2 separate regions of the Homo sapiens genome follow, and region 2 is linked to region 1. Evidence: chromatin loops called from intact Hi-C (ENCODE). Cell type or tissue: heart right ventricle. All regions are shown on one strand.

Region 1 (8,000 bases):
AATCTTCAGGATCTCCTGATGCCAGAGAAGCACAAACATTCCATTACTTTGTGAATCTATCTGCTTGAAATCATCTGCACATTCCAAGGATTAGATCGTGACTGATGTTGCTGGCAGTTAAGTACTTTTGATAGGAAACAGAAACCCTCATCTGCTTATGCTCTTATGACAACCAATTATAAATAAATAATTTCCATTTATGAACTTATATGTAGTTGCTTTTTTGGCCACCAAAAAGTCTGCAGACATTTGAGTTGATTAGGTCTCACTTAAGTGAAGGGCAATTTGTTGAGAAGCTAGAAGAAACCAAGGTGACTTAAGAAGAGGTTTTTGGGAGAAGAGTATGAAAATTTCCCATCTCCCTCTCTACCCTCATCTGTATTTTATTATTTATTTATTTATTTACTTATTTTTGAGACGGAGTCTCACTCTGTTGCCCAGGCTGGAGTGCAGTGGTGCAATCTTGGCTCACTGCAAGCTCTGCCTCCTGGGTTCACACCATTCTTCTGCCTCAGCCTCCCGAGCAGCTGGGACTACAGGCGCCCGCCACCACGCCTGGCTAATTTTTTGTATTTTTAGTAGAGACTGGGTTTCACCGTGTTAGTCAGGATGGTCTCGATCTCCTGACCTCATGATCCGCCTGCCTCGGCCTCCCAAAGTGCTGAGATTACAGGTGTGAGCCACCGTGCCCGGCCTCATCTGTATTTTAACTACAGAAAGTCTAATACTATGACCACCCTTGAAGGGAAGTAAACAATAGTCAAACAACTGCTGTTCATATTTGGTCTTTTGCTCAACCAGTGAGTCTTCATTCAGCATACTTTATTAAGCATACTTAAATGAACTCATTTAAGTACTAAACAGAATTTCTAGTCCTCATTTGAAACCATCCTCTGCAGAGGGCAGAGACAAAGTAGCTCCCAGGAGGATGTTCTTAACATTTAACCTGAGGAAAATGAGGGTAGCAGAGCAGGGCATAGAGGCGAAGGAATCCAGAGTTCACACAGAGGTGAAAATAGGTATATAGTTCACGAGGAAGTCGAGACTTTCCAAACTACTTTTTATTTTCTTTCCCATCCAGACAGTGCTCATTGGTCTGTCTGGTCATGGTGGGAAGATGGCGGTCTAATAGCTATGGTTCAAGGGTATACCATACTTTGGACAAGATGCTCTGTGATCCTAAGACAACTTAAGTTGTCTCATGAACAACTTCCATGGTAGCAGCAACACAATGAGTCTAATCCACATGCTGGCTCTTGTGATGAGCGTCACTGTGCCACAGACTGGAGGGGCAAACTAGAATACTGCAGCAATATGGAGCATAGCATCCCCATGGATTCCTTTGGATTGTGATGACTACATCTCTGAATCTGAATATAAGCTTCAATTATGGTTCCTTGGATTTGCTCCTGATTCTTTTTTCTTTTTTCTTTTTCTTTTTTTGAGATGGAATCTCGCTCTATCGCTCAGGCTGGAGTGCAGTGACACGATCTCGGCTCACTGCAACCTCCGCCTCCAGGGTTCAAGCGATTCTCCTGCCTCCGCCTCCCAAGTAGCTGGGATTATAGGAGTGCAGTCACCACGCCCAACTCATTTTTATATTTTTAGTAGAGATGGGGTTTTGCCATATTGGCCAGGCTGGTCTTGAACTCCTGACATCAGGTAATCCACCTGCCTTGGCCTCCCAAAGTGCTGGGATTACAGGCGTGAGCCACCGTGCTTGGCCTGCTCCCAATTCTTTACAAAGATGTGAAAGGGTCTTTAGTTCACCAGAGAGGAAACCCATGATGACTCCTTCTTCATGGGTTCACCTTAGGGCCCTATTTATATCATTTAATTATAATACATTTCAAAGCCAGCTAAGGCAACATGTGAGTCTGAGATACTGGAGAGCCAAACGAGATAGAGTAGAAATGAGGATTCCAGAGGAAAATAACACATTCGTCTCTACAGATTCTAAACTGCGAATCTATAATCCATATTTCTTCTCTTTGGAAATAAGGACAAAACAGATAGGCAAGAGGCATAGGGCACCTTAAGATATCAAAGAGGTCTTGACTTCTGAAAGAAAGGAAGATTAAACTTGAGGAGGACTTTCTAGGTTTACCACAATTGTCAAGTTGGTTCAAGGGCAATTCACACACTTCAAGTGGAAGAAATGTGCTCATAAGCTTCTGCTCTGCATCAGATATGTTGGGAAGTTAAGAATATTTTCAAATAGATGGTATGAACAATGAATTAAATCAGACAGAGTACACTGGTACCAAGTAGACTGTTACTACTGTTACTGAGACAACATCTCAGATCTCAGCTTAATAAAGTATCTTTCTTTCGACCTGAGAAAGACCAGTTACTCTATCTGAACTCTGCTTCATCATCTCGAAAGCGCAGTCTACCACTTACAATCTCACAGGGTCATTGTGAGAATTAAACATCCATGAGAGCTCTGGGCACACTGCTGAGGACAGAGTGGTATTCAAATGTTTAGTTTTGTCCAGGGTTCTTGCCCCTCTCCCACCCTGTGAATCTCTGCTTAACATTTAAGTTGGCCTGGTTTTATGCTCTATAAGTATCAATTCATTGCAGTGTTATTTTGGTTTTATGCTAATATCACACAGCCTGCCACTGATATGGCAAAGTTTGACATCAGCTTTGGATGAGGGTTTGCTTTTGGTGCAGAGGGAGGACACAAACACATACTAACATTAGGAAAACCCTTATCCCTAAAGGTAATACAGTTAATCAAGTCAGTATGCCAAATCTGGAGTTTATCCGGGACAACCCATACTGAACTTAGGACATGGTGAAAAAGCTTCTACTGTTGAAAAACTTGATACAGGATGGTTTCTGCCTGCAACCATATCATAAAACAACAATAAAGGATAGGGTTATAATATACTCCTGTTTCCTAAGTCACAAATCAGGACATGGTTTCTAATACATGTGAACTATCAAATGTTTATATAAAATGTCTGAAATAAATGATCTTAGAAAAATTCAGGATATATGTTCTCTAGATATATGCCACATATCTCTGAATATTTACTTCACAAATTTTTACCTCCCACAGAAAAACCATCCTCACAACAGTCAGGGCAGGTGGGGAAGGCAGAGAAAGAAATTTCAGGATTCACCACAGAATATTGGTAGGGGAAAAAAAGAAAGGAAGGAATTATCACAGCAATTGTTAGGAAAGATAGAACCAAAAGATGAACGAGAAAACAGTAGGTTGTGGGGATTCAGATGAGCACTCTCTCAAGATTGATCTGTTTGCAGGGCCTAAGGAAGTCATGAAGTCAAGAACAGTTTATATGCTTCTAATGAGAAAGACTGAAAGTTTTTCCAGCCTGATCAAGGTTGGGAATGAATGGATCCAAAAGCTTGGTCACTGGGGCAGTCCTCCCATCAGATGCCAAAACCAAGAAATTTGGGATCAGAGGAATACTCATGTTAATCAACTGGGGAAGAGTACAGAGACCACATACCTCACTCTCTACTTTTTCCTGGTGATATCATAACCCCCAAGTCTGGCACTTATTTTCTGTCAGAGTGAAGAGATATGCATTCTGGAGAGGTCCTAATGCCACAGAGATATGCAACAGGGCTATTTCTGTATGGAGATTCACATTACGTGAATGAAGCAGAGTGGCAACGTGTTGTACTTCCAGGTGGCAGCAGGAGGAGAATCAAACTGCCCATTATTACCCTGTACTGACTCTAAAGAATATGCGAGCTTTAGCCACATGGTGGCACGGTGAGTCTACTTACAGGCTTTCCTAATGTGAGGGCAGGGTGAGGTGGGGAGTAGAAAGAAAACAAGATCTGATAAACACCAGGAGACTTCAGGCAAACCATCGTTGGCTTGCTATTGTCACCGATGGGAATGATGAAAGGAAGAGACAGTAATAATGTGTATTATTTGACATAGAAAAACCCACAATCAGGCAATGAGTAAGCTCATCTAAATTTTCCACTGATATTTTCCCATTTTCAGCTTTGCTTTTCTTTTCCTTTCTAGGACTGTGATTTTTTTCCAACCTAATTTTTTTTTTTTTTTTTTTTGAGATAAGGTCTTACTGTCACCCAGGCTGGAGTGCACTGATGCAATCTCAGCTCACTGCAGCCCCGAGCTCCCTGGGCTCAAGTGGTTCTCCTGCCTCAGCCCCCCAAGTAGCTGGAACTACAGGAGTGTGCCATCATGCCTGGCTAATTTTTGTATTTATTGTAGAGACAGGGTTTCACCATGTTGCCCAGGCTGGTCCAACCTGAGTTTTTAAAAGGAAGGTTTATCAAAGAACCAGAAACTCAGGACAATACTGCTTAAAATAGGTTGCCTTTTTTCTTTAAGAGGTGTTTGTATATTTCTGTTTAAAGGGATAAGGCCTGTATTCAGAATAACTATCAGTGATATTGGTCCTTGTCTTACAATGAGGAAATATCAAAGATTAAAAAAAAAAAACTCACAAGATCCAAAGGAATAACACTTCAGTGATAACATTTTAGTCACTGTGACATATTAAGGGATACTTTTTGGCCCTGAATAAGGTAAAAATCCACCTGGACATCTAAAATCACACCTGTTGAGTAGGGACACCCATATCTAGTCCAGGATCAGTCTACATAAAATGCTTAAAATAGTTTTAGACTTTCCAAAATTCCATAACTAGAATATCCCTTGGAAATAATAAAAAATGCTCTAAAGCATTTCAAAACCAAATTTGAAAATCATGTTAAAGAATATAATCTGGTCTCCAGTTAATTCTGAGTTCACATTCTATAAACACATTTGTTTTCTTCTGAAATCTTTTGACTGTCTGTAAATGATTACCTCTTTAACATGATAGTGGGATATTCAGTTTTGCATGACACATATTTTCTCAGTGCCAGTAATACAGTAGATGCTCAATAAATGTTTATCATTCAAGTGAACTGTACTGTATTCAACTTCAGCTTGTCTAGCAAAGTCACAATGAATTCCTTTAAAAAACGTCTTCTATTCCAAGGTATACATCAGTTCCCAAAGCTCAGTGTGTTTCAAAGAAACCCAATCCCTAGGATTATACATAAAAGTTGCAGATGTTAACTTTTTGTCTTGATAACATGGCCCTCTAAACTAGAAGTCTTGGGATGAATGGTAAAATTCTAAGACAATAATATAGATTACTTTGCCACCTAGAAACTAGCTATGCTTAAGGGAAGTGTTGGCATGGGAGGAACCCTATCAATAATTCAAGTGATTTTAGATTACTATCCACATAACTATAAAAACAAAACATTTTAAAACAAAAAATTTTAGCTTAGTTGAAAAAAAAGAGAACTTCGGCTGGGCACGGTGGCTCACACCTGTAATCCCAGCACTTTGGGAGGCCGAGGCGGGTGAATCATGAGGTCAGGAGTTTGAAACCAGCCTGGCCAACATGGTGAAACACTGTCTCTACCAAAAATACAAAACAGCCAGGCATGGTGGTGTGCGCCTGTAGTCCCAACTACTCGTGAAGCTGAGGCAGGAGAATCTCTTGAACCCGGGAGGTGGAGGTTGCAGTGAGCTGAGATCGGGCCATTGCACTCCAGCCCAGGTGACAGAGTGAGACTCCGTCTCAAAAAAAAAAGGAACTTCAAATTATGAAAGGTATAATATAGTATCTAGTCAGGGAACACAAAATCCCATTTCTTACTAGACAACTAAATATAATTCTTGTTTAATCCTAGAATTTGTGGCATCTTGCAGATACCAAATGTTAAAGAATATAATTTCATGCCCAGGGGTTCACTTCTTGCAGTGTTGGTGTGATCATACAGCAACCTTTTGGAAAAGGTATCTTCACAGGATTTACAGAAGAAAAATGATACATAGGCCCTTACCTATCCTTCCAAATCATTAAAACAGGAAGAATAAAGAGTGAATAATACAAATTGAAGTTTAATGTATAAACTTGTATGTCTGTGACTTAGATAGACATAAGAAGTTACAGCCAATTCTGTTATTTTTATAACTATAGGGCTTTTTCAGAATATTTTTTCAGATTCCTATCTAGGAAAAAAAGGAAAGGGGCTAGAACATAAAAACTAATTTGTGGCTGGGCGTGGTGGCTCACGCCTGTAATCCCAACTACTTTGGGAGGCTGAGGTGGGTGGATCACCTGAGGTCAGGAGTTCAAGACCAACCTGGCCAACATGGCAAAACCCTGTTTCTACTAGAAATACAAAAATTAGCCAGGTGTGGTGGCACACACCTGTAGTCCCAACTACTTGGGGGACTGAGGCTGGAGAATCACTTGAACCCAGGAGGCGGAGGTTGCAGTGAGCCGAGATCATGCCACTGCACTCCAGCCTGGGCAACAGAGCGAGACTCCATCTCAAACAAACAAACAAACAAAAAAACTAATTTGTGCTTGCAGTTAGTTGCAAAAGGAATAGCTAGAATACTAGCAATGATTGTCCATTTGTAAAATAAGGAAAAGGATTTCTGTCCCTCTCCACTCCTAAATATAACACTAGTTAGAAAAAGTCAGAAATATTTCACAACACCTCCACCATTTTTTTTAAAGCACAGTTTACAAAGGGCTGCATTTGCCCCCATCTCATAATGCTTTTCACGTTTGAATTAGCCCTTCTTAGACTTTATTCTCCGACTGCAGATAAAAGGGGAGCATCTCTGCTGTTTTGCTTTCTATCTTTCATTTGACAGTTTTCCATTCGAATGAAGAAAATAAGACCCAATCAGAACAAATATGTTTAAAAGTTCTTCAAAATGAAATTATGAGTGTCTTTATATAGGTCTAAAGTTATCTTTTAGGTGTAGGCTGGAGTTGGGATTTGGATGAGTATGTTACAAATGTTGAGGAACTTTCAGAATTAAGTTTTGAAAGTAATACAGCTAAATAACGTTAGGTTACATTTTATAATTCCATTTCACAACATGATTTTAATGATCTCTGCTTTTTGTTTTAATTTTAGGTAGAACTAAGTCTATGTGCATATAAATAACACAAAAGAAATGTACTTTCACAGTGGCAACAGTAACTTTTTTTGTCTTACTTTAAAAAAATAAACTTAATTATTCTAAGTGCTTCAAAAACTTAGATCTTAGAAATGATTTTGTTATACTCCACTGGCATTAATAGTGGTTATTAGGAGGCTGATGTACAGCTGATTGGATTTGTCTTTGGATTTAAATATGTATTGAAGCCATCAGTTCAACAACACTTCAAACTCTCCAGTCAATTATGATTCTGCTCAAATCCAGCAGCACAATTATTTCATCACTGGAAAGGAACTTAAAAAAAAAAACCAACAGGGAAGCTTTAAAAAAGATTTCTGTCATACATAACAATGCTGACTGGCATAAGAATGCACATTGCCAAATGTGTTATTATTTTTTATATAAGCAATTAAATAGGAAAGCACTAAATAGAATTCATTTTGTCAACATAACTGTTTAATGAAATTCACTTTTGCACCATAACAAAATAGAGCATTTTGGGAGAAAACCTTTAATCCTGAAAAAGCTCAGTGAAAATGATGACAGCCTTCTTTTTGGAGACTATGTATAGCTGACTGGAAACCTAGAAAATATTTAAGACTAAAGGCATTGGGGATTTTGTTGTTGTTGGTTTTGTTGTTGTGGTATTACTATTTCCACTCACCAGCTCGAAGGGGTCGTGGAACTCCCCCAACAAAGATAGTTTTTCTGGGGTCCAAAGGCTGAGAACCATCCATTACAAAGTCACTGTCACTTAGGTTCCATGGTCGAATTTGCACCTGAAAAAAAGTTGTTTACTTGGTCCTTACTTCATTTCCATCAACCCCAAATGAGAATAAGATGACTAAAGACAAACCCACTGATTTGTGCATTTCACAATGAACATGACCCAAACAAAATCCAGTTAATTAGTTAACGTAATCTGCATTAAGTACCTTTCAATAGAACTCTTGGGGAATCTACTTACAGGTACTGTACTCAGCACTCTAGACATATGACATATACCATGAAACCATCA
Region 2 (8,000 bases), 59 kb after region 1:
AAATACCATTGCTTGGGTGTACATTTGGTTATTCACTTTTAATCATGCAAAGTGTGTTTCTAACTATAATTCATTTCCTTTCACTGCCAATAAACTTGACATAAAGAATTTGGAAGAAAAGTATCTCATATTAAACTAAGGTGACTTCTATGTCAAATAGAAAGATTCTAAAAATAGGAATGTTCTCTGATTTTAGTAAGAAAGTAAGGTACAGAAAATATTTAAAATATGGTTTCACTTGTAGGAACCTCTAAGATTATTTAAGAAATAGATACGATTCTTTTGGTAAGGAGTAGGGGCAATAAGTAGGTAATTCTATTGGGTGATAAGAAAATGTTGATGGCCAATGTTCTCTTTAATAACTACATATTACGTACCCTATATAGAAAATATATCAAAAATTATAGATCAATACATTTATATTTTCCCTCTGACATATGACTCAAAGCAGAGGTTATAACCTGGCTCCTACTCAGGTTTAGGGTACCACTCTCTCAGCCATGATCTTAAAAATTGTCTTGAAGATAATCTAATCAATAGATGAGATTAACATGAATACAAGAACAATTTGGAGGAAAATAAGCATTCAGCTATGTATAACTTTAATGTAGTTAGTCTAAAATAAAACCACTTTTTGAGACTTTTCTCCTGTCACCATGAAAAAAGGAAATCATGATAAATTTGAAGTGTGTCATAGCTAGAAAAATGCTAGAAAAACAAGACTGTTAGAATATCAGACAGTATTTTTATATCAGACCCAAAGCCTACTGGAACTAGAGTTGTTTTTTGCTTAAGTTAACTTTGTCACAATTTTATTTCATTCATCCTTTCAACAAATATTTATTGACAACTTACCGTGTGCTAAAATAAACTGGCTTTAGGCATAAGTGAACACTCACTTTTGGACTGATAGCATCTCAAAACTATTATTAAGAAAAATTCTAATTCATCTTCATTCTTTTAAAGAGGTGGATTATGCTTTTTGTTAATAGGTATTTGTTTTTATTTATTTATTTACTTATGAGACAGGGTCTCACTCTGTCATCCAGGCTGGAGTTCAGTGGTATGATCATAGCTCACTGTAACCTCAAACTCCTGGGCTCAAGTGATCTCCCACCTCAGCCTCCCAAGTAGCTGGGAGTACAGGCACATACCACCATACCCGGCTAATCTTGTTTTGTAGAGACAGGGTCTTGCTATGTTGCCCAGGCTGGTCTTGAACCCCTGGGCTCAAGTAATCCTCCCATCTTGGCCTCCCAAAGTACTGGGATTACGGGTGTGAACCACTGCACTGGCCAGTATTTATATTAAAATGTGAGATGGTTTGGTGTGATGCACATGAGCAGAAGCTCTGGAATCTAATTGAATTTGAGTTGCAACTGCACCATCAGCTATATAACCCTGAACAAATTATTTCTCTCTGATCCTCAGTTTCCTTATCTATAAAATGGAGATGCTAGGATATCCTTATTAGATAGCTATGAGGATTAAATGAGATAATGTAACATGAAGTACTTAGTACAATAATAGACTACCACTTTCTAATCCACCAAATAGTCTCACCTCCTATGCACTAAGATATAGATGTCCTAAAGTTGACTTGGAGAGGAGAGGCAGGGTCAGAACACACAAATAACAAACTCAGCCTTTGCAAAATCATTAATGAATGCATAGTACCTTCATCAATATCAGGAGGAAGTCCTCCAACAAACACCTTTCTAGAGTAGCGTTCTACTCGTTCCCCATTTTGACAGCGAGTGGGAGAACTTAAGCCAGATGACAAGGCTTGATCACCATGGCTATCATCCAGGAAGGCATCTTCAAAGGGAAAGAGAGAAGATCGACCTGAAACAAATGTGGGAGTTTCTATAATTAAAATGATTTTCTAGGACAATAAATGCTCTATTAGAAGCCCGAAGTGCAGAGAGAAGCATACAAAAAAAAAGGTGTCCTGAGCTGTGGCTTTTCCAAGATTAACAGGACTGAATATTACCAGATAACTTTTTATCATCATTTTTGTGTAAGGGTAGGCACAGCCTTGGGATGACCAGATTGCTAACTAAAGAAAAAGAATCATCCAGGTGGGCATGGAGGCTCATGCCTGTAATCCCAGCACTTTGGGAGGCTGAGGTGGGCGCATCACCTGAGGTCAGGAGTTCGAGGCCAGCCTGGCTAACATGGCAAAACCCCGTCTCTACTAAAAATACAAAAATTAGCCGGACATGGTGGTGCATGCATGTAATCCCAGCTACTCAGGAGGCTGAGGCAGGAGAATCGCTTGAACCCGAACCCGGGAGGTGGAGGATGCAGTGAGCCAAGATCGTGCCATTGCACTCCAGCCTGAGCAACAAGAGTAAAACTCAGTCTCAAAAAAAAAAAAAAAAGCATCAAAATTTCAGTGGTTTCCTTGCTAAAAAATCACTGCATTTTACTCATTCAGTCTCTATCATAGCTACTAGGAGTATATTCAGCAGCTATGTTTTTTTCTTTCTTTAGTCATTTCTTAAAATAAATGGACAAAGTAATCTCTATCCACAGATTTTTATCTGCTCTTTATGGTAATCTCAGAGGTTTAGTTCTAAAGAGTGGTCCTGATAGCCAAGGGAATACAAAACTGGTGACAGAGGCTGATAACTTCTTTTCTAATAGTGGAACTAAAGATCATCAAGTTTTCCTTGTCATTCCAAGCTACTCTAATTTGGAAATAAACATACGCAATAATAAAGGACAGGGTAAGTAAATGAAAACACATAACTTAAGATGTGGGAGTATAAATGTGGATGTGGTTATGAAACCCTTAACCCTACTAATCTAGGCTACATTTTATATCACTCAAAAAATATACGAAAAGAAATGAAAAAAGAATTATTTTCATTAATTCTATAGCCAAATAAAGTTTGTAGAGCAAAAGTATCTACCCAATCCACATGACTATAAGAAAGATACCAGCAGTTAGAGTCAGCAGTAAATTTACCAGCAGTAAATATAACACAATAATGTCATTTGGCATTACAAAATAAAATCTAAATTTAAAATCAAATATATTTCCTGTTTGAGTCAGTGACTTCCTAGCAAAACTTTCCACTAGGTTCCACTCTAAAAATGAACCATTAGAGTACTCTAACTTTTGGGGGAAAAAAGGAAAATTCCCCTCTAAAATAAATTAATATACTCTTAAAAAAAAAAAAGAGCAGTGTCTTCCCCATTTAGTCTATACTATCTTTATTTCCCTGAAACCTAGGTTTTTGTGTCACAACAGCCAACTCTAAAACAGAATATAAATAGCCCTTAGAAAAATACTGAACATGTATTTCTTTTACAAAAAAGTTAAAGTTATTAATATAACTCTGGTTATTTTGTGAACAACCCAGGTAGTGTAAAAAAGACACTGTTTTAATGCTAGGAGTTAAATAAGAAGACCAAATAATTTTTTGTTCAGTTTTCCCCAGCTTAGCTATAAAGAAACAGAACAAAATCTGTCATCTCATGCCACCCATCTTTTTTAGCCTGGCAGCAACAAACAATAGACAGTAAATTCTCATCCCTTGATGTTTGTTTTGATCACTGGGGGTGAAAGAAATAGATTTGCAGCAACTATAGGCAAAAAGAGCTTTCCAAAGACATCCAGTGACGTTCTCCTAGAGCTGACAGGTTTGCTTTATTCCATAGCCCACACTCAGTGAATTACATGCCTACTCAGTGTCAGGCACATGCGCAAATCAGCATTTCCCAGTGAGTGTTCCCAAACCCACCTCTTACCTTCAACACTAGTAACATTAGATACTCAGAAAACGAGAGCTGGGGAAGGGGAAATGAAATAATCTGGGAAAATAATGCGTACGTTATGCTTTTCCACCTCAGAAAATAAAAGGCTACGAAAAGTTCTACAGTAAAGAAACATTAACTGGCCAGGCATGGTGGCTCATGCCCATAGTCCCAGCACTTTGGGAGGCCGAGGCAGGTGGATCACTTGAGTCCAGGAGTTCAAGACCAGCCTGGGAAACATGGTGAAACTCTGTCTCTACAAAAAATACAAAAATTAGCCGGGCATGGTGATGCACATCTGTAGTTCCAGCTACTGGGGAAGCTGAGGTGGGAGGATCGCTTGAGTCCAGGAGGTAGAGGTTGCAGTGAGCTGAGACCACATCAGTGCACACCAGCCTGGGTGACAGAGTGAGGCCCTGTCTCAAAAAAAAAACATTAACTTACTCCAGCATTACCCAGATGTTAAAGGAACCCTTTACCATACAAAACTCAGTGGAAAACACTTGAGGAAATATTCACCCATATTTCAGTGACACCGAACAAATAAGATACTTCCTTGCCAAAGGAATCACAGTCTGGTGGGGGAGACAGGCAAGTACATAAATAATTATAAAACAGAGATGTGCTAAGAGAAGACTTTACCAAGTGACACAAGAACACAACTTACTGCCCTCCTGGAGATTGGCGGGGAGAGATTTTTAGAGTATTTTCACAGGAGGGCAATTTTGAGCAGAATCTTGTCAGAGTGGGAGTTTCTGAAGTAAAGGAACAAGAAGCCACAGAGCAAGTACTGTCAAAACAGCTCTTGATCTTTCCCTCCAAAATTGCTCCTTCTCTAATATTCCCTAAAATCTCAATAAAAATGCTGATTATCCACACTGGATTCAATCCAGAAACCTAGAAATCATCCTTGACATCTCCCTTTCTCTTATACTCCACGTCAAATCCATCTCTCACTAAATCCTGCCAATTCAAGCAGAGTAAATAGTCTGTTTAGTCTACTGACTTCTACCTCGTACCCCACAATGCTTTCTCCACAAAACAGCCAAAGGTACCATTTTCAAACATTAATTTGAACATGTAAGCACACTCCTCACCCCATCCTTGAAAGCCCTCAATGATTTCCCATTACTTTTTGGATAAAGTACAAAAACATAACTGTGAACTGCAAGGCCTCTGCACACCCCTTCTACGTCACAGTTGCTGCCTCTCCTTCTTGCTCACTAACTGCCAATCACACAGACCTCCTTCGTATTTTCGATTATTCCTCCTTGCTGCTAGCCATAAGGACAATGTGTTCCCTCTACCTAAAACAAACATACCCTTTTCAACTCTCCAATTTCCTAATTAATTCCTATTAATTCTTCAGGTCTCAGCTGAAAAGTCTTCCTCAGGTTGAACTTTCCTAAGCCTTTAGATTAGGTTAGATTCCCTTTTCTATCCACACACAGCCCCCTGTATTCTTCCTTCCTAACACTTTCCCCAAGGACCATTATACCATTTGGGTGCGTTTTTATTGAGTATCTCTTTCCCTAACCCTATTAAATTGTAAACTCTATTAGGATGGGACCAATTTAATCTTGTTCACCACTGTATCTTCCTGCCCTAATTAGGTCACATAAAAGGCACACCAAAAATGTTAAATGTGAGGCAGCATCCAGGGAAGGAAAACAGTAAGTGAAAAGGCATGTGGCTGCAAATCTATGATGAAACACAATACACAGGTGTGAGAATGGCAGAGATGTAACCATGTCCTAGAAAATTGAGACTTTTCCTATTGCTTTTATTTGGTCAGGCATTAATGTTCTATATTACAAAATGGAAAATTATTTTCCCATTTTTTGAATTTAATATTTATTCTAATACTGGCTTTTTTTTTTTTTTTTGAGACAGAGTCTCGCTCTGTCACCCAAGCTGAAGCGCAGTGGCACAATCTTGGCTCACTGCAACCTCTGCCTCCCAGGTTCAAAGGATTCTCTTGCCTCAACCTCCCCAGTAGCTGGGATTATAGGCATGTGCCACCACACCTGGCTTATTTTTCTATTTTTAGTAGAGACAAGGTTTCGCCGTGTTGGCCAGGCTGGTCTTGAACTCCTGACCTCAAGTGATCTGCCTGTCTCGGCCTCCCAACATGTTGGGATTATAGGTGTGAGCCACTGTGCCCAGCTCTAATACTGGCTTATTTTGAACGACACTAACTCCATAGAGACCATGATATTCTCACATAATCCATCTTCTGTCCTGTCAGAATGACTTCTCTAAGATACCTATGACCATGTTGTCCTCTAACCAAAATCCTACCATAACTTCTATTACTTCCAACATTTTGAACTCAGGGAGAGGGTGGATGAGGTGAGAGTCTGAAGAAATCTGTGACTGTCCAGATGAGACATGAGGAAGTCTTGAACGAGAGCAGTGAAAGAGTGAAGAAGCAGATGTGGAAGACATTCTGGCACAAAAAGAATTTTCTGCATGGCCAACATAACCACAGCTCAGAGTACTTTGGCAAAGAAAACAAAATCAAGAGTTGTAAAAATTTGGACAGTTTTATTAAGTGGTTATGGGTAATTAAGAAATTTCCCAAGGTTTTAAAACCAAACCTCTGTCTTATTATTAGTATTTAGAGTACGATAGACGTTAGCAATAAAATAAAGTTGGCCTTGGAAATGAAACTGCTAAGAACTAACACATAAATGATATTTCTCTAACTGTGGGTAATAATTAAGAATATAGGTCTGAGAACCCAACCCCCAGATCTACTAATCTGAATCTGTGGGGGTCAGGCTTGAAAATCTGTATTTGCACAAATTTCCCCAGTGATTCCTATGCTCAAGTTTAAGAATCACTGATGTGAAGATTATTTGTCTGCTACAGGCAGCCACTGAAAGAGATATTTTGTGTGAAGTATATGCAGCCCTGGGAAATATCCAAGTTCAATCAAGTTAAGGAAAGTATATTCTCAACACTGGAATGCAAAATCTATAACCTAATCATCCTTACTGTAACATGACTGCCTGAAGTGCTGGCAGAACAAAAAGTCTGCAGAAAGGATTTAAAAGACAGAATGGTAGAGTAAGAGCTTGTAGTATTTACCCAGCGCAGACCGACAGGCGATATGAGGACTTTATCATACTACGTAGGATTATTCCTCCAGGGGACAGAATGGTTCACGTGGTATTTCCAGAGCTTGAAAATAATCTATTTCCCTCTGCTCTCTCTCTCTCTTTTTTTTTTTTTAATATAGAGATGGGGTCTCACTAGGTTGCCCAGGTTGGTCTTGAACTCCTGGGCTCTAGTGATCTTCCTGCCTCAGCCTCCCAAAGTGCTGGGATTACAGGCATGAGCCACTGCTTCTGGCCCCTCTGCTCTTATTATAAGCTCCTGAAGGACTATTCCGTTAATAAATTCAGGACTCTGCAATTGTGAAGGGGTGACTCTTGAGCTAGTAGACAGTCAGCTACTGAAATTTTATTTCCATATGCAACCAGCTCCATGAGAAAACAGTGGTATTCTGATTTGTCCAGTAATCCCTTGTGAGGATGGTATTCATGCATTCATTTGATTGGCATAAATCCATCTCCAAAACAAATCATCCCTGAGAAGTCAGTAAAATTTTATTTCCTGGACATGTGTTACTAGAAACTGAAAATTTAAGAGGCTGCACCTAAATTGTGCCCCAGGAGAAGTCTTGCTTCACTAACTAGCATCTCTCTAACATATTTCTTTTTTTTAAGGGAAATATTTCCAAGACCAAAATGTGTTAAGCAAGCCACATTACTTATCAAAAAATATATTTCTATGTGAGGAGGATATAAACCTGCTTTAGAACACCATGATACTGCCACATAAAATATGTATATTCAATATTTCAATAAAAGCAGGAGAAAGGTTTCTCAAATGCTGCAAGTTGGCCATTTGGCTTTCAACCAATGGTCTGGTTCTCTGATATCTATTTCAATTACTATCTATAATTAGTTTTTGGTCCAGTAATTGGACAAATCATCTCTGAATGTGGAGATGGCTTAAAACCAAACAAGCTTGCAGGAAAAGTGCCAAATAGAAGACTTGCAAAGCATTAGTTAAGCATGGAAGGCTTGTCCAAGATAATTCCTCCCCAGAAGGCTCCCTTTCCTTCAGCAAATGATGGAAAAACAAAAGCCCATTGGCCAAGCTATGCTGTGAAAGCTGCTGGGACCTCACCTCTGAGCTCCCACCAAGGCCTCTGCCATCACTCC

What was found. Hi-C counts contacts between places; a loop is a spot of excess contacts. Peaks named below come from ENCODE experiments on the same cell type or tissue, not always from the same donor. Only the 100,000 strongest peaks of a DNase experiment are listed, where the experiment ranks them.
Region 2: it touches region 1 in a loop (2.1-fold over the local background); 2 of 110 quality-filtered maps call a loop at or near these places.

Annotation. Positions count from the first base shown.
Region 1 is chr10:92,084,184-92,092,183 of GRCh38, forward strand. It overlaps CPEB3 (cytoplasmic polyadenylation element binding protein 3), which reads right to left. Exons shown (of 10, transcript NM_014912.5): 8 at 7,647-7,761. Among named protein-coding and RNA genes, the nearest start is that of BTAF1, 160 kb to the left of the region's middle. In heart right ventricle, a CTCF peak has its summit at 3,747 (motif pointing right); a DNase peak (open chromatin) is centred at 3,738; H3K27ac peaks cover 1,691 bases.
Region 2 is chr10:92,143,268-92,151,267 of GRCh38, forward strand. CPEB3 (cytoplasmic polyadenylation element binding protein 3) reads right to left here. Exons shown (of 10, transcript NM_014912.5): 5 at 1,678-1,818. Among named protein-coding and RNA genes, the nearest start is that of CPEB3, 140 kb to the right of the region's middle. In heart right ventricle, no CTCF peak of the experiment used is centred here; no DNase peak of the experiment used is centred here; H3K27ac peaks cover 2,784 bases.